3 separate regions of the Homo sapiens genome follow, and all the other regions are linked to region 1. The links are chromatin loops, found by intact Hi-C in ENCODE. Cell type or tissue: dorsolateral prefrontal cortex. All regions are shown on one strand.

Region 1 (8,000 bases):
CCTTCATTTCCCCAGTGGGGAGAAGGTAGAATACAGCATGGCCACACACTCACCAGCCGCTGCAGAGACTGCAGGTGTCCACTCCCAATCATGTGGCTACAGTACTCCGACACCTCCTCGGTGATACTCCTGCTCGCCAGGAGACAGACCAACAACAGCAGGGAGCCCAGCCATGTCTGTGACAGAGAGGGTGTCATTTCTCCCCAGGTCTCACTCTCCCCAGTTATCCCCATGCCCTGCTCAACGCAGAAAAACAAAGGCCTCATATCTACAATGCTACAGGCTCTGCCCCTTACCTCAGGATACAGCATCCCTCAAATCCAGCTTTCCCAGGATTTCTAGCAGCCACAGCACAACCTTGTTCTCCCATGAAAACAACCCAGATGTCACCTTCTACAAGAAGCCTTCCCAGATTAAGCCAGCCAAACCTAACTATACATTGAACTAATACTGACACAGATGGTGTGCCTACCAGCCTAAATTTTAATGACACAGGAAACTCGAGAGCAGGACTTGCATCTACCCATTTTTTTCTGTCTCTGCAACATCAACACTGAGCCAAGCACTTTTTGAACTGCCCTCAAGTTCATGTTCATGCACCGGCTTTCAGATGGCAAGCCAGAGACAGCTCCCCTGGGCCCAGCATTTCCTCCCACCTGGTTCCATGCAGATCTGGCTCTGCCACTGGAAAAACTGTGGGATCAAACTCAGTTTCACTGGAACTCATCCCTTGCCAGAGACATCTTGGAGCCCTGGGTGTGTGTTTCAAAAGGAGCCCAGCTGATTAATCAGAGGCACCAGTGCCAGTAATGGGCCATCCCTTGCCTGGCACCTGCCTATTTGAGCACCATCAGGCTTTGCCTCCAGCCAGCCACCTCTTATCATGGCAGAGAAGTTTTCTGAGACCCCTCTTCTCTCCCAGCACCTACCTGGCCCAGTAGTTGCTCAGCCCCAGAGTGATGGGACTGGCTCCTGATGCCCTGTCTTTCCCCTTCCTTCCTCTCTTCCTTCTCTTCACTGGGGTCTCCTCATCCCTACCCCTGGCCCTAGGTCTCTCCTTCTTCAGCCAAAAGCAGACAGACTCTTGGGCTTTCTTTCTCCAGCTTGAGGTCACCTCCTGAGAGCTCCCAAGCCTCCTGGCGGCTGATGCCCCCAGATTCAGGGAAATGCTGGCAGGGTAGGGTGAAGGTTGACACTATCCTGGACTCTGGGTTTTGCCTCAATAATCCAGATGTTGAGACAAATACTGCAAATAAGTTGCTCACTGGAAAAACACAACGAGGCTATGAAACAGCCCACAACAATGTGCTAATCTACATATCACCAAAAGCCCAAATGCTTGCCAGCTCTTCTGGGGAGGAGAAGGCAGCTCTGGCTGGGTGACCAGGGAGACTGCAGAGAGCAGGGACCTCAGTGAGGCCTTGAAAGATGGGGAGAAGGTGATGGCAGGAGAGGGGTGGGAGCCATGGAAGGAAGAGCCAAAGGATAGTTTCATACCACTCAGCACAGGGACTGTGAGGATCCTGGCTGATCTGAGGGAGGGAAAGTGTGGAAGAGGGGGACGGCAGTCACGGGGGCTGGGGGGACTTCAGGCTCTGTTGGGGAGGTTGCCCTGGGTGGGAATAATGGCCCAGGTACTCAGAAACCTTAGGTTCAGGAATGATTGGAGGAAACTGGGCCACTAGACGGTGTATCTACCCCAGACTGGCTGCCACTCAAGGTCTGGAGTGAATGGTATGGATGAAAGGGACCGCTCAGGAAGACAACCTCCCTGGAGGAGAGCAAGGTGGGAGCAATGCTTAACCCCAAGGGCTGTCTGGCTTTGATGACATTTGAGGCATCAGTGTGGGGAAAGTGCAGCCACTACATGAGAGGCTGACTTCGAAGCTGGCCAAAGGGGATACCCCTGGACCTGGGGCCTCCATTCTGCCTCAGGAGGATCTGGACAGACAGTGGGGGGTTAACACTCTGGCTTGCATCTGGCTGGGCAGGCTCTCCTCTGACTGCCTCTTCCTCCCACCCCTAGCCCTGGCTTCTGCCTGGGGAGCAGCCCTCAGAAGGAATCTCTGCTGCAGGCTCAGAGATGCTAGGACACCTCAGTCCAGCTGTCCAGCCTCCTCTGCCACCTATCCTATTCCATTTCATCTTCCCCCTCAACAAGGCCTCTGGAGAGACCTGGCAGAACCGGGCCCTTGGACTTCCCCTGTCTAAACACAGCCCCCTTGTCTTTCTCTTCTTTCCTCATGGTCTCCCCTTCAGCCCCGAAGCTTTGCTTTCTGCCTATGGCTAACCCTTCTCCCTTCCCCTCTCAACTCTATCTCCTCTCTCTCAGTGAGGCACTTTCTTTCTGTGGACCCACTCTTCCCTTTCTCTCTCACCTCACCTGCAGCCCGCTCTCCTCTACCCCCAAATAATTTTCTGCTCTTTTCCCCCCAGGTTTCCCCTCTCATTTTCTTCCAGGACTCCTCAGAAGCAAATCTATTATGAGCCCACTGACTGGTCATGAACAGTGCCACCCTCACTTTCTATGGCTGCATCTGCTACCGCCACAGTTGGGGCAGGGCGTCCCTTACGCAGTCAGGAGCAGACCCTGCCCCTGGACACAGCTCTGCAACACCAAACCCTCTTTCCATTTTCCTCAAGCACTGCAAACCACCATAAACCACCACAAAGCCCAGAATCTCCCCAACCGATGAAACCAGAATTTGCAAGAAAAAGAGATTCTGAGCTAGCCCCAAGCAGCCCCGGGGGTGGGGGGCTGTTTGCCGGCTGTTGCCGTCCCCCACCCCACCCCCCAAACAGCCACCCAAGTCCTCCGTAGCTCCTGCCTGTGGGCTGGAACAAGCAGTGGCTTGCCCCTCTCCGTCCCTCTGCCAGCAAGTCCCTGGCGTTCTATAAGCTGGTTGACCCCCTGAACTTTCCCTGCCCAGAAGCGCCCACTCCTCAGCAGGGCCTTGGAAGCACGTGTGTGGCCGATGAGGAAGGTGCCCACCGGGGAGGGCACACACTCAGCGCACAGCCACTCCGCCCGTGCCTTGGTGGTGGCGGGTAGGGAGAGAGGCAGGGCACCCTGGCTGAGCGGGGGCTCCTGCCTGCAGGTGGCTCAGTGTTCCCCTCCGTGCAATGGGGTGAGCAGCCCTCCGTTTCCCAGGGAAGCCTGGCAGTCCCGGTGCAGCTGCAGGGCCGCCACCGGCCTCCGCCCTGGCGCCAGGGCCCAGTCCGTGCGCAAAGGCGGTTCGTCCGCGGCGGGAACGCCGGGCCAGTGCAGCCGGCGCGCCCAGGCTGTCGGCTCCGAGGGGCCGCTCCCGGCCGCCTGGCCGCCGAGCCCCCGCCCCAGCCCGTCCCGGGCCCAGCGCCGCGGCCGTCGCTTACCGTGGGAGGGCAGCGCCCGGCGGCGCCCGGCGCGGTCATACGGGCAGCTGGGTCCCGGCCGGGCGCGTCGGCCGCCCTCGCTCGCTCGCTCGCTCGCTGGCTGCTGCGGAGTGGGCGCCCCGGCCGAGGGCCGCACCGCTGTCCTGGGATGCGGAGAGCGGCTCTGGCGCCGAGAGGACCCAGGCAAACTTTCACTTTCCCCGGGCCGAGCCTCACTGGCCAGCCCTCGGCACAGCCTTTTAAGAGAGGACTGGGGGGCATGTGGTTTATGGGAAATCACCCTGGCCAGGCGCCAGACACACACATACACACACACACACACACACTGACACAGACACACACACTCCAGAGGCCCACTCAGCCGCCTTCCCCCGCCTCCCCTCCCCCACCCGCCGGCCGGCCAGCCCCGCTCGCGCGTCTTCCTAGTCACCCTCTGTCTTCTGCGCTGCACTTCCAAGCCTTCAGCAAACGAGCGCGGGCTCCACCGCGTCCCCACCCTGCCTTCCCCGCGCCCTCTGCGGACCGACCCTTTCCTTCCGCGCTCTCCAGGCTGATTCAGTGCTAGCGCTCTATGATCGTCCCAAGGGACTTTCCCTCCAGGCCTGAAAATCCCCAAATCTTAGCAGAAAACGGACCGAGAGCAGGGACAAGCACTGGGAAGGGAGGGAAATCCTTTGAAGACGCCCCCACCCCATTCTCGGAGTGCCGAAAGGAGTCCAGTGTTACTTGCTCCCTCGTGGAGCCTGAGTCAGCAGGTTTGCCGGCAGCCCCCTTCTTCCTCTGCAGCCCCCAAGCAGCCCGGCCAGCTTCAAGTCCCATTCTGGGAGGGAGGCCAGCTACCTGGCCAGGAAGGGAGCAGCTGTGTCCTGTGACAGCAAGCTGGGGGGCTCTTCCCTGGGTGCCAGCAGACACTTCAAGGCACCTGACCCTTAGATGATGAAAATGCTGGCTGGTACCCATGCTCTCTCCTGGAGGCAAAATCCAACTCAGATTGGAAAGGTCCTGCACCTGGACCCTAGATTTCCCTGGATGTTTTTGGAAATTGCACTTACTGAGGTGATTAATCACGTTTTGTTTCTACATGAGAATGAGTCTAAGTGAGGACTAGTAGGATGAGCCTAAGCCTATTAATTATAATGCCAACTTCAGGAGATTTTTCTTTCTTCAATTCATTATGATTCAATTCCTCTGTGAGGTTGCCCGTTTCCACCCCCTGGGAAATAAAGGATATGTGGCCTGCTCTTGAAGAGGAGTCTCTTGTCAGTAGCGCTACATATCCTTCACTCCAATCCTAGGCAATAATTTTACACCCGAATGCCTTTGCTCAGACTGGTCCCTCTGCCTGGAATGCTCCTTTCTCCACATGGCTGAAGACAAACTCCTCATCATTTCAGGCTGAAATTGCATCTCATCCTCCACCAGCAAAGCCTTCTGTGACTCTCCTGGCAGAGCAAAGGGTCCTTTTCCTGTGTTCCCATTGGACTTGGCTCATTCCTCAATGCTGGCTCTGATAAGTCATTTGCCATCCATTCATTCTCCACAGTACTTTTCGAAGTGTTTAAGGTGGTACCGATGGTTACATTCTGTCCCCACCCTAGACCGAGACTTCTTCCAGGTGGCACCCATGCTCAGTCACCTCTGGATCAATGGTACCTAGCACATAATAGGTACCAAGTTAATGATGGCTGAGTTGAATGATGCCATTAGAGAATACTTTGTTCTTTTGACAAATATGTGCTACCAGATGCTAGGCACCGTGCTGGGCCCTGGGGATACAACAATGACATGGTCACTGTACAATAATGATTTCAGATAACATGTTGACACCACAGTTCTTAAGACTGATAAAAGGTTAGAGGAAGTAACCTGAGAAAGATAAACCAACAGACTTGTTGAGAAAGGGGTCCAGTTTTACTTGCTCCTTCCTTCACCAACCCAGCCCTGGCCCAGGTTCACTGAGGCTGGCATTTGGACTTTGCTCAGCTTCTGGAGGAACGTAATCATTCTCCACGTTGGTGCAAGGCCTGAGGTCCTCATTCCCCGCACTGGAGTTCTTTACATACCCTGGTTTGAACCTGACTCCACTACTTACAAGTGATTTGACCTTGGTAGCTCTGCCAAGTCATTTGCTGTGTGACATTGGACAAACTTCTCTCAGTTCCCATGTCTATAAAATAGAGATGTTAATTTCTCTCTCTGACCAAGGTGTTATGAGTATTGAATGAGATAAGGCCTGTGAAGTATTTAGCACAGGGCCTGAAGACAGTAAGTGCTATTGTTATTATTATCTGTTCACTCACATGGGTTCTAAAGCAATGACACCACAATGGTGCAGTGGACTTGGGAGTCCCAAGGCCAGATTTTAGTCCCAGCTCTGCCATTCATTTGCTGTGTAACTTTGCTGTGTAACCCCTTAGCCTTTTGGGCCTCTCTTTCCTCATTTGTACAGTGGCAATTTTAAGACTTTCCCCAAAGGAGTGGTCATGAGGTCAAATGGGCTGACATATGGGAGTCCCTAGGGCCATGCACAACACAGAGTAGGGGTTCAGTTATGAAAGCTCTTTGGACATGTAGACTGTGGGGCTCTGGGAGGCTCTGCCTTCACGGAGTTGCAGAGGGATGAGCAAGGTCCTTGATAACCGTGACTCCACAGTGGGACTTGCAGCTGTCTCTTCTCTGTTACCTTAAAAGGAGGGATTGTGGATCTGCTTGATGTGGACACTTTTTGTCACCAGACACAGGGAAATTGAGGCTGGAAAAGCTGATGGCTAGCCTGAAGTGACTCACCTGAGTCTCCTCCACTTGCTCCTGCCCTGGAGCTGATGTTCTTCTCTCCACCCTCCGCAAGCCCCCCAGCCCCACTGCGTCTGCCTGGCTGGCTGGGAGACTTGTGGCTGGCAGGTTCTGCCTGCAGTCTTAGGGCCAAGCCAGCAGGATGGTGTCCGTCTGCACGTGGTGTCTTAGCTCTTCACATCCATGCAAGCTGTTTGTACCCATCCATCGGCAAGGAGTGCTGGTACCACAGAAATAGATTTTCCATCCCATGTTGCCTCAGATGAAAAAATGGAGACCCAGACAGCATAAGCCTCCTCCTCCAGAGTCACACATGAATGAAGAGTTGAGGGTCAGGACCTCCAGAGTGAGTCCTGGAGTAAGAGGACTCAGCTCTGCATGCTTACCCTGGACAGCTTAGCTGCTAGCCTCCCTGCTACCAGTGAAGTCATGTCCCAGGCCAGGTTCTGGGACAGGTATAGGGGAATTGGAAGCAACTGAGATTTGGGGTTTTGATAATTTCCTAACGTAGCATCATCAAGAAAGCAGTGCTCAGCTGACCCCAGAGGAGAGTAGAAGGGAGCATAGGAGAGATGCTATTTGCCAGAGGAATGAACCACTGGAGGGAGAAGAGAGATTGAACAGAGGGAAATGGAGATGGATGGCAGGAAGTGGGAGGAAACCCTCATTTGCTGGTTGTCCAAATGTCATTTCCTTGAAACTATTTGACAGCCAATTTCCCCTTGAGATCTTTTCTAGGGAATGGCCTTCTATCATAAAGAGCTTGCTTTCTTCCTTTCTCTTTCTTTTCTTTTTTCTTTCTTTCTCCCCTTATTCATGCATTCCTCCCTTCCCCCTCCCTTTCTTCTTTTTTCTTTCCTACTTTCCTTTTCTTTCTTTTGTTCTCCCTTTCATTCTTCATTTCTTTCTCTTTCCTTTTCTTTCTTTTTGCTATTCCTTCTCTCTTCCTTTCTCCCTTCCTTTTCTCCTTCCTTCCCACCTTTCTCTCTTTCTTCCACCTAAGTGGCTCTGTGGCTCTTTAGAAAGTAGACTGGGGGTGGACAGCAGCTGCCTTGGAAGCTGGGGCTGCAGAGAAAATGCTGCTTTCTTGTCCCAGTGCTACAGAAAGGGCCAGAATGTAGGACTCCTGGCTGACCAGGTTTGGGAGCAGGACGTCAGAGCCAGAGCATCCCATCTCCCAGCCACGCACCTATAGTCATTTGCACTGCAGCCTGCCCTTTCAGTCATGTCTTCTCCCACTTTCAAGGTGAGAGACAGCGTGAAGGGTGGTAAAGCAGCCAGCAGGGAAGGATTTTGGACTGAATGCCCTTGTCAATTAAATGGGAATAGCAGCTTCCTGCCAGCTTCCTAGGGCTGCTGTGAAGCCTTTGTGTTTGGCAAACTACCAAGAGCCAATCTTTGGTACTTTGGAACTATTGATATTTGTCGAGACCACCCCATCCTATGGCTGGGGGAAAGTCAGCTGTCCCCCTTGTCCCAGAGCCACAGAAATACATGGTGGCTTCAGGACTTGTGTCACCCCTGAAGGGCAAGCACTGCTGCAATGCAAGACTGTATCAGCAGCCTGTCCACTTTCCTCTCCCGGAGCTTCCCGCCACAGCCAGGCCCGGCACTGTCTCCTGAACCTCAGCAGGACTGATTCTTAGGTTGCTCTCATGAACTCCTCAGAACTGAAAAATCTAACCCAGAAACTGACAAACATTTATCCACAGTGAATTCTGGCTTCCCAAGTGCCCTCTCTACCTCCCTAAAGTCACAATCCCTCAGCTGAGGACCCTTCTAGAATGAAAGTTTCCAACCTTCATCGGAAAAAGAGAATCACGAAAAGGATGATG
Region 2 (8,000 bases), 130 kb after region 1:
TATATATTTTTTACAAAGCACATATAGTGACTTGTAGCTATACGTGCTTGTCTATATACATAGAAATATCTTAGGGATAAATAAGAAATTGTTAAGAGTGGTTCCTTGGGGAATAAGATGAGGCAAAGGAAAAGGGTGATGGGTAGAACATTTTTAATTTTTACATATCCTTCTCTGCTATTATGGTATTTACTATAATTTTTATTATTTTAAATTGATTTTTTAAAATGATTGCTGGCAAGAAAAAGGTTAGTGTCCCAATTTAAAAGGACTGGATGATTGCTGAGAAGGAGTCAGCTTTGGTGTAAATGTTTGTGTCCTCCTACCCCCAGAACCCATATGTTAAATTCCCAGTGCCCAAGATGATGGCATTAGGTGGTGGGGCCTTGGTGAGGTGATTAGTGACCATATAAAAGAGACCTCAGAGTGCTGTCTTGCCCTTTGACCATGTGAGAACACACCGAGAAGGTACCATCTATGAACAAGAAAGCATTCCCTCACCAGACACCAAATCTGCCAGTGTCTTAATTGTGGACTTCCTAGCCTCCAGGATTGTGAAATAAATTCTGTGGTTTATGAGCTACCTAGTCTATAGCATTTTGTTATAGCAACCTGAATGGACTAAAACAGAAAATTAGTACCAGGAGTGGGATGCTACTGTAACAAATACCTAAAATGTGGAAGTGGCTTTGGAACTAGATAATGGGTAGAGGCTGAAAGAGTTTGGAAGTGCATCCTAGAAAAAGCCTAACCATTGCCATGAATGGACTGTTAAGAGCAGTTCTGGTGTGGAGAGTTGTAGAGAAAGCCTCAATCTTCTTAGAGGTTACCTAAGTGGTCATGAACAGGCTATTGGTAGAAATATGGATGGTAAAAGCCATTCTGGTAAGGTCTCAGAAATGAGGAATGTTTTACTGAAAACTAGAGGAAAAACAATACTTATTAGAAAGTAGTAAAGAACTTGGCTGCATTAAGTTTGTGTCATGGTGTTTTGTGGAAGGTAGAATTTGTAAATGATGTAATGGGATATTTGAATGAGTAAATTTCTAAGCAGTGTTGAAGGTGCAGCTTGGCTTCTCTTGAGTGCTTATAGTAACATTTGAGAAGAGAGAGATGATCTGAAGATAGAATTGCTAATCAAAAGGGAAGCAGAATTTAAAATTTTGGAAAATTCTCAACCTATCCATTTTGAAAAGAATGTGAAAGTGTGTTCATAGAAAACACCAAGAATGTGGCCCCACAGTGATTTGAGAAAGGGATTGGTACGGATAGGCCATCTCAAGGGAAGCCAGGTGCTATTGATGAAGGCAATGGAAGGCTGTCCCCAAAAATATTTTGGAGATTATCAGAATTGCCCCTCCCACCACAGGCCCAGAGTGCAAGGGCTTGGGGGACAGAAAGATTTCAAGGCTCCACTCCCCGCACTTTAGCAGAGTACTCGTTGGCCACCCCACGTATGGCTCTAGTGGGCCTAGGTACAACACAAGCTAAGGTGGCCACCCCTCTGCAGGGCACAGGTGATAAACCTTGGCAGCTCCATGAAGTGCCATTCCTGTCAATGTGCATGAGCTGTGGGGGCATGGCTACCTTCACCTAGATCCTGAAGAATGGAGCCACTAGGAGCCTCAGTTATGTGACCAGACAGAGAGTTATGGCAAGGGTGGGACCTCTACAGAGAGTCCCCAACAGGGCAATACCTAATAGAGCCATGGGGGTGGGCCAACACCAAGATCCCAGACCATAGACCCACCAGCGTGCAATTCCAGCCTGAGAGAGCCACAGGCACCCAACTACAACCTGTGAGAGATGGAACATAGGCAGTGCCCAGCAAAGCTATGGGGGCAGGGCCACCTGGAGCTCTGAGGGCCCAACCCCTACCCCAGTGTCCAGAGGGCAGAGCATCAGCCAGAGAGTATTCTCCAGCCTTGAGATTTCATGTTGTTTGCCCTGTTGGGTTTTGGATTTGGTTGGGACCTGGTATCCCTTCTTTCCTTCCTATTGCTCCCTTTCGGAATGGGAATGTCTATCCTCCACCCATCTCCCCCATTGTATTTTGAGTGCACATAACTTGCTTGATTTCACAGGTTCATAGCTGGAGACAAATACCTTGAGTCTCACTTATATCTGTTTTATTTGATAGTTACATGAGACTTTGGATTTAAACTTTAAAGTTGATGCTAGAATGAGTAAGACATTTGGGACTATTGAAATGAAATCAATATACTTTTCATGTGAGAAGGACATAAATTTTGGTGGGCCAGGGCAGAAGGCTATGGTCTGAATGTTTGTGTCTCCCCAAAATTCATATGTTAAAACCTTAACCCCCCATCCTGGCTAACACGGTGAAACCCCGTCTCTATTAGCCGGGTGTGGTGGCGGGCACCTGTAGTCCCAGCTACTCGGGAGGCTGAGGCAGGAGAATGGCGGGAACCCGTGAGGCGGAGCTTGCAGTGAGCTGAGATCACACCACTGCACTCCAGCCTGGGAGACACAGCAAGACTCCGTCTCAAAAAAAAAAAAAAAAAACCTTAACCCCAAGGCGATGGTATTAGGGATGGGACCTTTGTGAGGTGAGTAAGTGCTCTGATAAAATGGATTAGTGCCCTTATAAAAGAGATGCCAGAGAGCTGTGTTGCCCTTCTACCATGTGAGGACACAGTGAGAAGGTGCCTTCTATGAATTAGACAGTAAGCCCCCACCAGACTCCAGATCTACAGGTACCTTCATTTTGGACCTCCCAGCCTCCAGAACTGTGAGAAACAAATTTCTGTTGTTTGTATACTTCCCAGTCTATGCTATTTCGCTATAGCAGCCTGAACAGACTAACGCAGGGACCACTGGAAGATGTGGGAATGGCTTTACTGAGACCAGGAAGGGAGGTGGTTCAGAGGAGGGGAGCCCTGGAGGAGCAGGCCTCTCTTCCATCTGGAAGAGGTCCGTTCGTGGCAGGAGGTCTGCCCTCTCAGCTACTCCATCCCACCCAGACAGAGGAGACAAATGGAGACTGGGAAAAGAAGCCAAACTTTGTTTTTATTTATGTATTTGTTTTAGAGACAGGGTCTTTTGCTGTCCCCCAGGCTGGAGTGCAGTGGCATGATCACAGCTCACTGCAGCCTCAAACTCCTGGGCTCAAGCAATCCTCCCACCTCACCCTCCTGAGTAGCTGGGACTACAAGCATGCGCCACCATGTCCGGCTAATTTTTTTTCTTTTTGTAGATACAGGGTCTCACTTTGTTGCCCAGGCTGGTCTCAAACTCTTGACCTCAAACAATCCTCCTGCCTCAGCCTCCCAAAATGCTGGGATTATAGGTGTAAGCCATTGCACCTGGCCGGAAGCCAACCTTTAAATACCAGCACAAGGCTTGCAAGGGCAGGTTGATGCCCCCTGGGGATCTGGCCCAGGCCCTCCTCCTTTCACCCTATTTCAGGGCCCCTCCTTCTCTGTCTGCGACCCAGGCCCAGACAAAATCTATGACCCGCAAGAATGAAATTTGCACAAGAACTGCTTCCTAAAAGGAAAAGGAAAAGTGAAAAGGCAAATAGCTGTTTGAGAAAAGGTTTCTGACCAGAAGATCTTACAGTCTGGCCAGAGATGCTGGGGCCAAGGGTAGCGTCCCCTGGGAGAGAAGGACTTTGCTGGTCTTTGTGGCACCATCAGCCCTTCCCATCCACCCCTGCCATGCACACTCCTTAACTTCCATCTTACGGAGGCAGAGTGGAGTCACAGGGACCGGGACTAGCATTTCAGCTCCTATGCTCCTTACCGGGGCTCTCATGCCATTTCTCTGACCCTCAGATGCTTTATCTGTAAAGAGGGGATCATAGCACCTTAAGGGTTGATTTGAAAATTGGAAATAATATAAATATCATAGCACAATGTTTGTCATATAACAAGTGGTCATGGAAAAGCATATAGAACTGTATCCGTTCATTGATATTGTCTAAACACAGCCCCACTCCTGTGCCTTTGCTCATGCTGGTTCCTGAATGGAGATGCCCCTTCTTCTTCCCCATCTGGTAAAATCCTACCCATGTTTCAAGGCCTAGATCCAGTAGCAGCTTCGTCAAAGCTTCTGCAGTCCTCACTGTGCAGGGGTGTTCTCTCCTCTTCGGGGCGTCCACGGCACTGTGTTCATAGCACCTTCCAGCCATTGCCAGCTGAGTCACGGAGTTGTTTACTCTGCGGGCTGGGGACCCTGAGTGTAATGGTGCCTTGGCCTAATGCACTTCTGTCTTCATGTCCCTGTCCTTAGCACAGAAGCTGCTGAATAATGCTAGTCAAACACCCACATGCATACCTTGTCATCAGCCCGAAAACCTTCCCTCATCCTCTCCAGGGAAGGGACTGAGCAGAGGAAAGAGACTCTCTTTAGCCACATTCCTAGATTTGGTTTGATTCTAAAGGAGCTGGGGAGCCGGGAGGCCCAATTCAGACACCTCATGGGAACGAGGGTTCTTCTACTGGGAAGGAGAAGCTGGGGAAAGCAAAGACAAGGGGGCACAGTTGGAAAGCTGTGCTAGTGCCAGGGAGCCTAGGCCCAGGAAGGGTGGATGCTCACCCCAGGGCTGTCCAGGTCGGGTCACCAGACCACGCAGCTTCAATGGCCACAGACTAGCCAGCCTCCCCGGGTCCCCCATCTATGCACAGCTGGCCTGTTTCCTCTGTGCCTGGTGCTCCTCCCCACTCTCCAAGGGACACCCACCCCAGGTCTCTCCCTGGACACTGAGCCCTGACAGGAAGGCCTGGGCTAAGGGAACGTGAGCTTGTTCTGCCCCCTGCTGGCCATTGCAGGGAATGGCTCCTTAACTGGAAAGGCAGGGAAGAAGCAGCCAAGGGCTACCTGGCTGGCCCCATGGGATCCACCCCAGCCTCACAGTTCATCTTTCTGGTTCAAGTTCAAACTCTTTGGCCTAGCAAATTCCTCCAGGACCTGGTTCCAATGACTCTTTCCAAATTTATTTCCTACCACTCCATCCCAAAGCCTCAGGCCCAGGTAATCCAGCTGTTCTTTGTCCCTGTGTGTCCTGACCTCCAGCCTCTACAAAGGCCATCCCTCTTGCCAGCAATGCCCTTGCCTTTCCACTCTGCTTCAAGACTCAGTCCACCTCCTTGCTGACTGTGCAGCCCCGGCATCCTCACCTTTGTCCCCTGGCACTCATTGCCTAGAGCTCAATCTTGCCACCTGTGGCTTGTGCCCACCCTAGTCTCATCTGAAACTAAGCCAAAGGATGGCATCACATTGGAATGTGCACAAGCTCAGAGTTTCAGCACAGGCCCCAGAACACAGATGGTGCATAATCAGTGCTGGGCGGGAAAGGCGATCGCATTCCAGCACTCATGTTTCCATGCCATCCACCAGCCTTTGGGTAGTCTTCTTGCAGAGGCTGGCAGCGTCCCTTGGGAAGGGAAAAGGATGGTCTCTGTGTGGGTCTCTGACCAGCCTCCAGGCCCCTTGCCTTCCCACTACTGGTGTCCAGGAGTCACTAGTCTGCCAGGGAGAGGCAGGAAAGAGCGGAGAGTCCCCCTAATGTGCAGCCAGGTAGGAGAGAAATTTGTGACCAAGGGATGCTGACCCCTCCTCCAGGAGGTTTCCAGGCCACTGTCTCCATTCCCAGCCACTTCTGCCCTCCTAACTTCTGTTTCCTTTCTACCTTCTTCATTCATTTGTTTACTTGTTCACTGACTCAGCAATCACCTATTAGGTGCCAGGCACTGGCCTGACTGTGGGTATCCCACAAAAAAGACATAAAACCTGCTCAAAGTAACATCACTTAGTGGAAGAGAAAATTAAGGTATTCACCAATGTCTTACATTAAGGTTTTGGACAGAGATATAAGAAGAGGTGTGCTATCTCAGATCACAACCGCCAAACCAGCTGAGGGGTGAGGGGAGTCCAGGGAGCCTTCTAGAGGCAGAGATGTTTGAGGTGAGATGGCAGGGAAGATGAGGCTTTGGCCAAGCAAAGAAAGCAGGGAGGCCGACGCAGCAGCAAGGTGTGGAGAGGCAAAGTGCTGCAGGTGCCTTCAGGGAGCTTTGGGTTGTCTTTGTGTCTGGGTTTGCAGCAGAAGGGTGAGACCTGGTAACCAGCAGAGGCAGAGCTCAAATGCCATGTGCAAAGTCAAGGTGTATGATTTTCTTTTAAAGCATGGGAGCAACTGAAGGATTTATAAGCCAGGGAGTGACATGTGCAGATTGGAATTTTAGAAAACTCTGTTGGGCAGAGCTGGAGAGAGCTCAGAAGGGAGTATCCCCTGGAAAGGAGATGGCAGGAAAGGCTCGGGAGGGTGTGGGGGAATAAGGGGTAAAGGATTGTGGGGGGGGGGGTCTGAATTAAAGCAATAATAACAGAGAAGTAAAACTGTCAGCAGATTCTGGAGATTTAAGGAAGAAAAATAGAGGACTCAATGGCTGCATGTGGGAAGTGGATAGTGGGACCAAAGACTGAGATGGGGACACAGGGGAAGCGCGGTATTGTGGAGACAGCAACACCAGTCTGCAGCATGATGCACTTGAAATGTCTCAGGGACATTGGCCAAAGGTGGGCAAGAGATGGTCACGTGGCTGGATTCAAGATGCAGAGACAGGGTGCTGGAGGCATCAAACACAGGCATCTTCGGCTCCCAGACTGTAGCTGAAGCACTCGCTCAGGGGCAGTAGGCAAGGGAGAGAAGGGAGGTCAAGTGAAAGGTCCCATTCTTTTTAGGAGCTCCATGGCTATTCACTGAGGGTACAGAGACAAGAACAGATGAGAGGCAATGCAGTTAGTGAAAAGGCATTCACGTCAGAGGACATGGGCTCATGACAGCTCTTCTAGATACCTGACCATTTCTTTAAATCTCCAAGCCTCAGTTTCCCCATTCATGAAATGGACCTAATAATACCTACGTTGTAGTATTATTGAAAAGAGGCCGGGAACAGTGACTCATGCCTGTCATGCCAGCAGTTTGGGAGGCCAAGGCAGGAGGATCGTTTGAGGCCAGGAGTTCAAGACTAGCCTAGGCAACATAGCAAGATCCTGTCTCTACAAAAAAGTTTAAAATTAGCTGGGTGTGGTGGTACACCCTTCTAGTCCTAACTACTCAGGAAGCTGAGGTGGAAGGATCACTTGAGCCGTGATCACGTCACTGCACTCCAGCCTGGGTGACAGAGCAAGACGCCATCTCAAAAAAGAAAAGAAAAATAATAACCATAAAGCACATCACATAGCTCCTAGCAGAGAGCTAGTACCATGAACAGCAAGCACGGAGAAGCTACAAGTTTCCAGAATCTTCCAAGTCTGCCAGTGTCCCCACTGGAAGTCCCTTTGGACCTCTCTACCCATCAGTCATATTACCAGCTGGATGAGCAAATGCAGCCTGGACCTAGATGTCTGTGCAGCTCCCTTTCGCTTCCCCGAGTGGCACCGGCTGGGAGACCCCAGCTCTGTGGGCTCTGTCCTTCCCAGGCATGGTGTGGGTGGGTGGATGCCACAGCCCAGCCCTCCTGACGCCCCACCCTCCTGACCTCCTGCCTTGCCCTCAGGACCTTCCCTGGAACTGCAGCTTGCTGGGGGAAGGAAGTGCACAGCTGGAGCCCCTGCCCCTGCCCTGTGCCTGCATCCTGGCGGTGTCCTTCCCAACACTCCACCCAGTAGTCCCAGAGGGATGAGGTGGGCTGGAATGGAAAGTGAGGTTCAGAAGTCAGGGAGCCCATTAGAACCAAACTGCCCAGCTCCTCTCTGCAGCACATGGTTGGGGGGCAGGAGAGAGTGCCCCAATCTGGGACCCACACAGGCAAACTTCAAAGAGGTCATCCAGTGAGGCGGCCACCCTTGGCCTCAGTTTCCTCATCTGTAAAACACCATGTTGGGCCAGGTCATCTCTGAGGTCCCTCCCACCCAGAGTGCAGTTCTACGTTGTCCTCTCCCGTCCTGACTGCGACTCACTATTTCCAGCAGAGGGAGCCGGCACCTCTCCGCAGACAGCCAGGAACCAGTGCCACTCGTCTGGCCAAGGATCT
Region 3 (8,000 bases), 58 kb after region 1:
GAACAGGACAGATGAGATAAGAAAAAGGCCACCGCTTTAGTCATGGCCCTCCAAGCTGACTTTGGAGGCTCTGGAACGTGGAAAGCCTGGGCAAATCGAATGCCTAATAGGGCTTGCTTCCAGTGCAGTCTACAAGGACACTTTAAAGAAGATTGTCGAATAGAAATGAGCTGCCCCCTTGTCCATGCCCCTTATCTCAAGGGAATCATTGGAAGGCCCACTGCCCCAAGGAATGAAGGTCGTTTGAATCAGAAGCCACTAACCTGATGATCCAGCAGCAGGACTGAGGGTGCCCGGGGCAAGTGCCTGCCCATACCATCACCCTCACAGAGCTCCAGGTATGCTTGACCATTGAGGGCCAGGAGGTTAACTGTCTCCTGGACACTGGCATGGCCTTCTCAATCTTACTTTCCTGTCCTATACAACTGTCCTCCAGATCTGTCACTAGCCAAGGGGTCCTAGGACAGCCAGTCACTAGATACTTCTCCCAGCCACTAAGGTGTGACTGGGGAACTTTACTCTTTTCACATGCTTTTCTAATTATGCCTGAAAGCACCACTCTCTTGTTACGGAGAGACATTCTAGCAAAAGCAGGGGCCATTGTACACCTGAACATAGGAGAAGGAACACCCGTTTGTTGTCCCCTGCTTGAGGAAGGAATTAATCCTGAAGTCTGGACAACAGAAGGACAATATGGATGAGTAAAGAATGCCTGTCCTGTTCAAGTTAAACTAAAGGATTCCACCTCCTTTCCCTACCAAAGGCAGTACCCTCTTAGACCCGAGGCCCAACAAGGACTCCAAAAGATTGTTAAGGACCTAAAAGCCCAAGGCCTACTAAAACCGTGCAACAGCCCCTGCAATACTCCAATTTTAGGAGTACAGAAACCCAACAGACAGTGGAGTTTAGTGCAAGATCTCAGGATTATCAGTGAGGCCGTTGTCTCTCTATACCCACTGTACCTAACCCTTATACTCTGCTTTCCCAAATACCAGAGGAAGCAGAGTGGTTTACAGTCTTGGACCTTAAGGATGCCTTTTTCTGCATCCCTGTACATCCTGACTCTCAATTCTTGTTTGCTTTTGAAGATCCTTCGAACCCAACATCTCAACTCACCTGGACTGTTTTACCCCAAGGGTTCAAGGATAGCCCCCATCTATTTGGCCAGGCATTAGCCCAAGACTTGAGCCAGTTTTCATACCTGAACACTCTCATCTTTTGGTACATGGATGATTTACTTTTAGCCACCCGTTCAGAAACCTTGTGCCATCAAGCCACCCAAGCACTCTTAAATTTCCTTGCCACCTGTGGCTACAAGGCTTCCAAACAAAAGGCTCAGCTCTGCTCACAGCAGAAATACTTAGGGCTAAAATTATCCAAAGGCACCAGGGCCCTCAGTGAGGAATGTATCCAGCCTATACTGGCTTATCCTCATCCCAAAACCCTAAAGCAACTAAGAGGGTTCCTTGGCATAACAGCCTTTTGCTGAATATGGATTCCCAGGTACGGCGAAATAGCCAGGCCATTATATGCACTCATTAAGGAAACTCAGAAAGCCAATATCCATTTAGTAAGATGTACACCTGAAGCAGAAGCAGCTTTCCAGGCCCTAAAGAAGGCCCTAACCCAAGCCCCAGTGTTAAGCTTGCCAACAGGGCAAGACTTTTCTTTATATGTCACAGAAAAAAACAGGAATAGCTCTAGGAGTCTTTACACAGGTCCAAGGGAACAGCTTGCAACCTGTGGCATACCTGAGTAAGGAAATTGATTTAGTGGCAAAGGGTTGGCCTCATTGTTTACAGGTAGTGGCAGCAGTAGCAGTCTTAGTATCTGAAGCAGGTAAAATAATACAGGGAAGAGATATGACTGTGTGGACATCTAATGATGTAAACAGCATACTCACTGCTAAAGAAGACTTGTGGCTGTCAGACAACTGTTTGCTTAAATATCAGGCTGTATTACTTGAAGGGCCAGTGCTGAGAACTTCTCTCTTGTGCAACTCTTAACCCAGCCACACTTCTTCCAGACAATGAAGAAAAGATAGAACATAACTGTCAACAGGTGATTGCTCAAACATACGCCACTCAAGGGGACCTTCTAGAGGTTCCCTTGACTGATCCCGACCTCAACTTGTATACTGATGGAAATTCCTTTGTAGAAAAAGGACTTTGAAAAGTGGGGTATGCAGTGGTCAGTGATAATGGAATACTTGAAAGTAATCCCCTCACTCCAGGAACTAGCGCTCGGCTGGCAGAACTAATAGCCCTCACTGGGGCACCAGAATTAGAAGGAAAAAGGGGAAATATGTATACAGACTCTAATATGCTTACCTACTCCTCCATGCCCACACAGCAATATGGAGAGAAAGGGAATTCCTAACTTCTGAGGGAACACCTATCAAACATCAGGAAGCCATTAGGAGATTATTATTCACTGTACAGAAACCTAAAGATGTGGCAGTCTTACACTGCCGGGGTCATCAGAAAGGAAAGTAAAGGGAAATGGAAGAGAACCACCAAGCGGATATTGAAGCCCATCAACAGCCACAAGGCAGGACCCTCCATTAGAAATGCTTATAGAAGGACCCTAGTATGGGGTAATCCCCTCTGGGAAACTAAGCTCCAGTACTCAGCAGGAGAAATAGAATGGGGAACCTCACAAGGACATAGTTTCCTCCCCTCAGGATGGCTAGCCACCGAAGAAGGAATAACACTTTTGCCGGCAGCGAACCAATGGAAATTGCTTAAAACCCTTCACCAGACCTTTCACTTAGGCATTGATAGCACCCACCAGATGGCCAAATTATTATTTACTGGACCAGGCCTTTTCAAAACTATCAAGCAGATAGTCAGGGCCTGTGAAGTGTGCCAAAGAAATAACCCCCTGCACTGCCGGCCATACATTTCAATCCCTGTATCTTTAACCTCCCTGTTAAGTTTGTTTCTTCCAGAATCGAAGCTGTAAAACTACAAATCATTCTTCAAATGGAACCCCAGATGCAGTCCATGACTAAGATCTACTGCGGACCCCTGGACCGGCTTGCTAGCCCATGCTCCAATGTTGATGACATTGAAGGCCCCCCTCCTGAGGAAATCTCAACTGCACGATCCCTACTATGCCCCAATTCAGCAGGAAGCAGAGCAGTCGTCGGCCAACCTCCCCAACAGCACTGGGGTTTTCCTGTTGAGAGGGGGGACTGAGAGACAGGACTAGCTGGATTTCCTAGGCCGACTAAGAATCCCTAAGCCTAGCTGGGAGGGTGCCGCATCCACCTTTAAACACGGGGCCTGCAACTTAGCTCACACCCAACCAATCAGGTAGCAAAGAGCGCTCACTAAAATGCTAATTAGGCAAAACAGGAGGTAAAGAAATAGCCAATCATCTATCACCTGAGAGACAATGATTGGGATATAAACCCAGGCATTTGAGCCAGCAATGGCAACCCCCTTTGGGTCCCCTTCCATTGTGTGGGAGCTCTGTTTTCACTCTATTACATCTTGCAACTGAACATTCTTCTGGTCCGTGTTTGTAACAGCTTGAGCTGAGCTTTCTCTCACTGTCCACCACTGCTGTTTGTCGCCATTGCAGACCCGCCACTGACTTCCGCCCCTCTGGATCCGGCAGGGTGTTGGCTGCACTCCTGATCCAGTGACTCACCCATTGCTGCTCCTGATCGGGCTAAAGGCTTGCCATTGTTCCTGCATGGCTGAGTGCCTGGGTTCTTCCTAATCTAGCTGAACACTAGTCGCTGGGTTCTATGGTTCTCTTTTGTGACCCACAGCTTCTAATAAAGCTATAACACTCTCTGCATGGCCCAAGATTCCATTCCTTGGAATCCATGAGGCCAAGAACCCCAGGTTAGAGAACAAGAGGCTGGCTGCCATCTTGGAAGCGGCCTGCCACCATCTTGGGAGCTCTAAGAACAAGGACCCCCAGGTAACATCAGCTCATCAAAGTCATTCTCCATCCAGCTTTGTTCCATTGCTGGCAAGGAGCTGCAATCCTTTGGAGAAGAAGAGGCACTCTGGTGTTTAGAATTTTCAGCTTCTCTGCTCTGGTTTCTCCCCATCTTTGTGGTTTTATCTACCTTTTTTCTTTGATGCTGGTGACCCACAGATGGGGTTTTGGTGTGGATGTCCTTTTTGATGATGTTGATGCTATTCCTTTCTTCCTTTCTATTTGTTAGTTTTCCTTCTAAGAGTCAGGTCCCTCAGCTGCAGGTCTGTTGGAGTTTGCTGGAGGTCCACTTCAGACCCTGTTTGCTTGGGTATCACCAGCTGAGGCTGCAGAACAGTAAATTCTGCAGAACAGCAAATATTGCTGCCTGATCCTTCCTCTGGAAGCTTCACCCCAGAGGGGCACCCGCCTGTATGAGGTGTCAGTTGGCCCCTACTGGGAGGTGTCTCCCAGTTAGGCAACACAGGGGTCAGGGACCCACTTGAGAGGGCAGTCTTTCCGTTCTCAGAGCTCAAACACCATGCTGGGAGAACCACTGCTCTCTTTAGAGCTGTCAGACTGGGACATTTAAGTCTGCAGAAGTTTCTGCTGCCTTTTTTCAGCTATGCCCCACCCCCAGGGGGGGTGTCTACAGAGGCAGTAGGCCTTGCAGAGCTCTGGTGGGCTTTGCCCAGTTCGAGCTTCCTGGGCCACTTTGTTCACCTACTCAAACCTCAGCAACGGTGGATGCCCCTCCCCCTACCAGGCTGCTGCCTCGCAGGTCAATCTCAGACTGCTGCACTAGCAGTGGGCTAGGCTCCGTGGGCATGGGACCCACTGAGCCAGTCATGGGATATGATCTCCTGGTGTGCCATTTGCTAAGACCATTGGAAAAGTGCAGTCTTTGGGAGGGAGTGTCCCGATTTTCCAGGTACAGTCTGTCACGGCTTCCCTTGGCTAGGAAAGGGAAATCCTCTGACCCCTTGTGCTTCCTGGGTGAGGTGATGCCCTGCCCTGCTTCAGCTCACCCTCCATGAGCTGCACCCACTGTCCAACCAGTCCCAATGAGATGAACCAGCTACCTCAGTTGGAAACGCAGAAATCACCGTCTTCTGTGTTGATCACCCTGGGAGCTGCAGACCAGAGCTGTTCCTATTCAGCCATCTTGGAACAGACCTCCAGAAAATCTGAATACGTTCTTATCAAATGTATGAGTAATGCAAAGTTCGCAAGGATGACTAATATATTAAATGACAGATTCCACATTCAATTTAGTCAGAATAGCTAGAATGATGAACCAAAAGTCCCAAGATGAAATTTTATGGGGAAAAATGTAAAGCTAAACCTTCAGGTTCAAAAAACTACTTGTGAGAATAAACTGAAGGACTTAGATGAGAGCAACTCATGTGGGGAAATTTCTGGAGATTTATAGTTGACACTAGCTTAATAGGAGATAGCATTATGACTTGATTTCTCAAAAAGGTAACCAAATTTTAGACCACATTGATACTGTTCTAATATCAACTAACTCATCAACTGAGTTTCTTCCCAATAGATTAAAATGATTTTAAAATAGGTCGTTGAAATGTTTACTGGGGCAAATGCTCAGCATCTATCAAATACAAAATGAGCAGCCTGAAGATTCCACACTGTTCCTTCTAAATGGTGCCCTTCCTCACACAAGGAGCTAAGTATGTACCAGGCCAAGGGCTCGAAGAAGCAGAAATAGATCAGGCTGGAGCTGTGGGCATAGCCATTGCCCTACAACAAACTGCATGGGCTGCAGCAGCACTTGGTGCCCCGCCCGGGCACTCCCTCACTTCTGCCTTCAGAATTTCACACACAGATCTCTTGCAGCCCACACCAACTCCACACTATACAGAGAAAGGAATTCTGGGAGCTGTAGTTCCAGCTTAGCTAAATTGACACCATGCAAATCCAACACATCTGAAAGATTATTTTTTAACTTAAAAACCTTTCATTTTGAAATAATATTCAATTTCCAAAAAACTGCAAAAATAATTCCCGTATGCCTTTCACTGAGCATTCTTAAATGTTAACATCTTACATAACCATACATTATTACCAAAATCAGGAAATTGACATTGATACTGTTAACTACTTTACAGATCCTATTCAAACTAAGTTAATTGTCCCACTAATCTCCCTTTTCTGGTACAGAAAATCCAATCCAGGCTTCAATGTAGCATTTAGTTGTCGTGTCTCCCTAGTCGCCTCCATTCTGGGACAGTTCCTCAGTCTTCTGAAAAACATTTTAAGAATAAAAAACCAGAAAATGTCCAGAATGGTGAAGGCCTGGAAAGCAACGGCCCCGAGGAAATACTGCTGGAACTGGAGCTATCAGCCTAGAGTGAAGTCTCAGGGGATACATTAGTCATCTTCAAAGTTGTCTTCAACACTAAACGATCTTCCTGCAGAAGATGGAATGGATTTATTCTGTGTTGCCCCAGAGGGTGGAAATAGAATTAGCATATTCTGTGGAGTAGGTAATTCTATAGGTGGAATTACTACTAGGAAGAGTTCAACTTGTCACTATGTAGAACATTCTGTCGGTTAGAACTAACTGTACCCTAGGCCTGGGTGAGAGCAAACAGAGCTGGATGAGAGCAAACAGATAGGCCTGAGTAACAAGAAGCTAGGTGGAGGCAGGTGGGATGGGGAGGGCCTGGCAGGAGCAGGAATAGAAAGGGGCAGCTGGCCAGGGCCCACATGACTTAGGGATATTGCATTCAGGATGGAGAGCAAAATGGACAGAGACTTCATTGGCAGGCCCAAGGGAGAAGGTGGGTGAGGCAGCAGCAGACACAGAGGACACTTCCATCCAAATAGGTTTGCTACCAAATTCTATTAATAAGCAACTTGAGCCATTACCTGCAGCCCTACCTGAGGACAGTTCATCTAGTTTGTCCACTCTTCAAAGGTCTCTTTTAAAAGGACCTGTCATAAGAGAGAGGGTAATCTGGAGGGACAGAAATTGTCTTTGGTCTGGGAGTTCTGTGTTGGGAGCAGAAGCACAGCAGCACCTCTTAGGGGGTACTGAGGCATGCTAGGAGCTGGAAAGGAGTCAAATCCTTGGCATGGCTTAAGTCTGGGCAGTCCTTGTAGCTGAAGGTTTGACCAGGATCCTTCAAAGTGATGATATCCATCTGAAATTCATGTCACCACTGAAAACAAAGCCAACTAAATGGCAGTGAGGGAAAGCAATTAGCCAAAGCATACGTAAAGATCTTAGTTACATTTCTACTTTCAAAGTCAGTCAATAATTGAGATTTCTGGTCCAGCAAATATTTAGTTCAATAAAATCATCATGAGTAAGTAGCTAAGAAGTGTATCACAAGGCAACGTTGTCATTACCATGGTCTTATCCATCTGTCTGCTCACAGATTCACATATCTGTTTGTCCATCTTGCCATTAGTCAGTCCATCATCTGTCCCTCCACCCATCCATTCATACTTTCTCCATCAAGCAAACATTGATTAATTTACTTATGGTCTGCTGCGCCCAGTGGCCACACCTGTAATCCCAGCACTTTGGAAGGCCGAGGCAGGCAGATCATTTGAGGCCAGGAGTTCAAGACCAGCCTGGCCAACATGGCAAAACCCTATCTCTACTAAAAATAAAAAAATTAGCTGGGTGTGGTGGTGCACACCTGTAATCCCAGCTACTCAGGAGGCTGAGGCATGAGAATTGCTTGAACCCAGGGAAGAGGAGGTTGCAGTGAGCCAAGATCATGCCACTGCACTCCAGCATGGGCGACAGAGTGAGACTCTGTCTCAAAAAAAAAAAAAAAATTAGCTATGGTCTAATGGATGGTGGAGGGGTAGAGGTAACAAAACAATGAAGCTGTCAGTGGATGAAACCCAGACTTAAGCCAAGGAAATTTAGATTTCCATTTAAAACTCATCCAACTGAGAAAGAAATTTCTTCTTTTTTTTTTTTTTTTTTGGAGACAGAGTCTTGCTCTCTCACTTAGGTTGGAGTGCAGTGGCACCATCATGGCTCACTGCAGTCTCAACTTCCTGGGTTCAAATGATCCTCCAGC

What was found. A loop is a pair of places that touch in the nucleus more often than their neighbours do. Peaks named below come from ENCODE experiments on the same cell type or tissue, not always from the same donor. Only the 100,000 strongest peaks of a DNase experiment are listed, where the experiment ranks them.
Region 2: it touches region 1 in a loop (2.4-fold over the local background); 33 of 110 quality-filtered maps call a loop at or near these places.
Region 3: a loop joins it to region 1, with 2.9 times the contacts of the local background. A loop is called at or near these places in 8 of 110 quality-filtered maps.

Annotation. Positions count from the first base shown.
Region 1 is chr1:109,906,435-109,914,434 of GRCh38, reverse strand. It overlaps CSF1 (colony stimulating factor 1), which reads right to left and starts at 3,586. Exons shown (of 9, transcript NM_000757.6): 1 at 3,373-3,586; 2 at 54-176. The coding sequence starts at 3,411. RefSeq lists enhancers at 2,200-2,299, 2,376-2,876, 2,877-3,377, 7,775-7,994 and silencers at 3,163-3,272, 3,323-3,492. In dorsolateral prefrontal cortex, CTCF peaks have their summits at 3,625 and 3,826; DNase peaks (open chromatin) are centred at 3,101 and 3,644; H3K4me3 peaks cover 4,534 bases; H3K27ac peaks cover 4,881 bases.
Region 2 is chr1:109,773,795-109,781,794 of GRCh38, reverse strand. It overlaps LOC124904258 (a long non-coding RNA gene), which reads right to left. Exons shown (of 2, transcript XR_007066303.1): 2 at 6,367-6,723. Among named protein-coding and RNA genes, the nearest start is that of EPS8L3, 14 kb to the right of the region's middle. RefSeq lists an enhancer at 4,594-4,888. In dorsolateral prefrontal cortex, CTCF peaks have their summits at 4,572, 4,778 (motif pointing left) and 7,934 (motif pointing right); DNase peaks (open chromatin) are centred at 4,774 and 7,944; H3K27ac peaks cover 1,238 bases.
Region 3 is chr1:109,848,175-109,856,174 of GRCh38, reverse strand. The region is part of intron 4 of LINC01768 (long intergenic non-protein coding RNA 1768); the gene reads right to left. Among named protein-coding and RNA genes, the nearest start is that of LINC01768, 24 kb to the right of the region's middle. In dorsolateral prefrontal cortex, no CTCF peak of the experiment used is centred here; a DNase peak (open chromatin) is centred at 3,664; H3K27ac peaks cover 1,354 bases.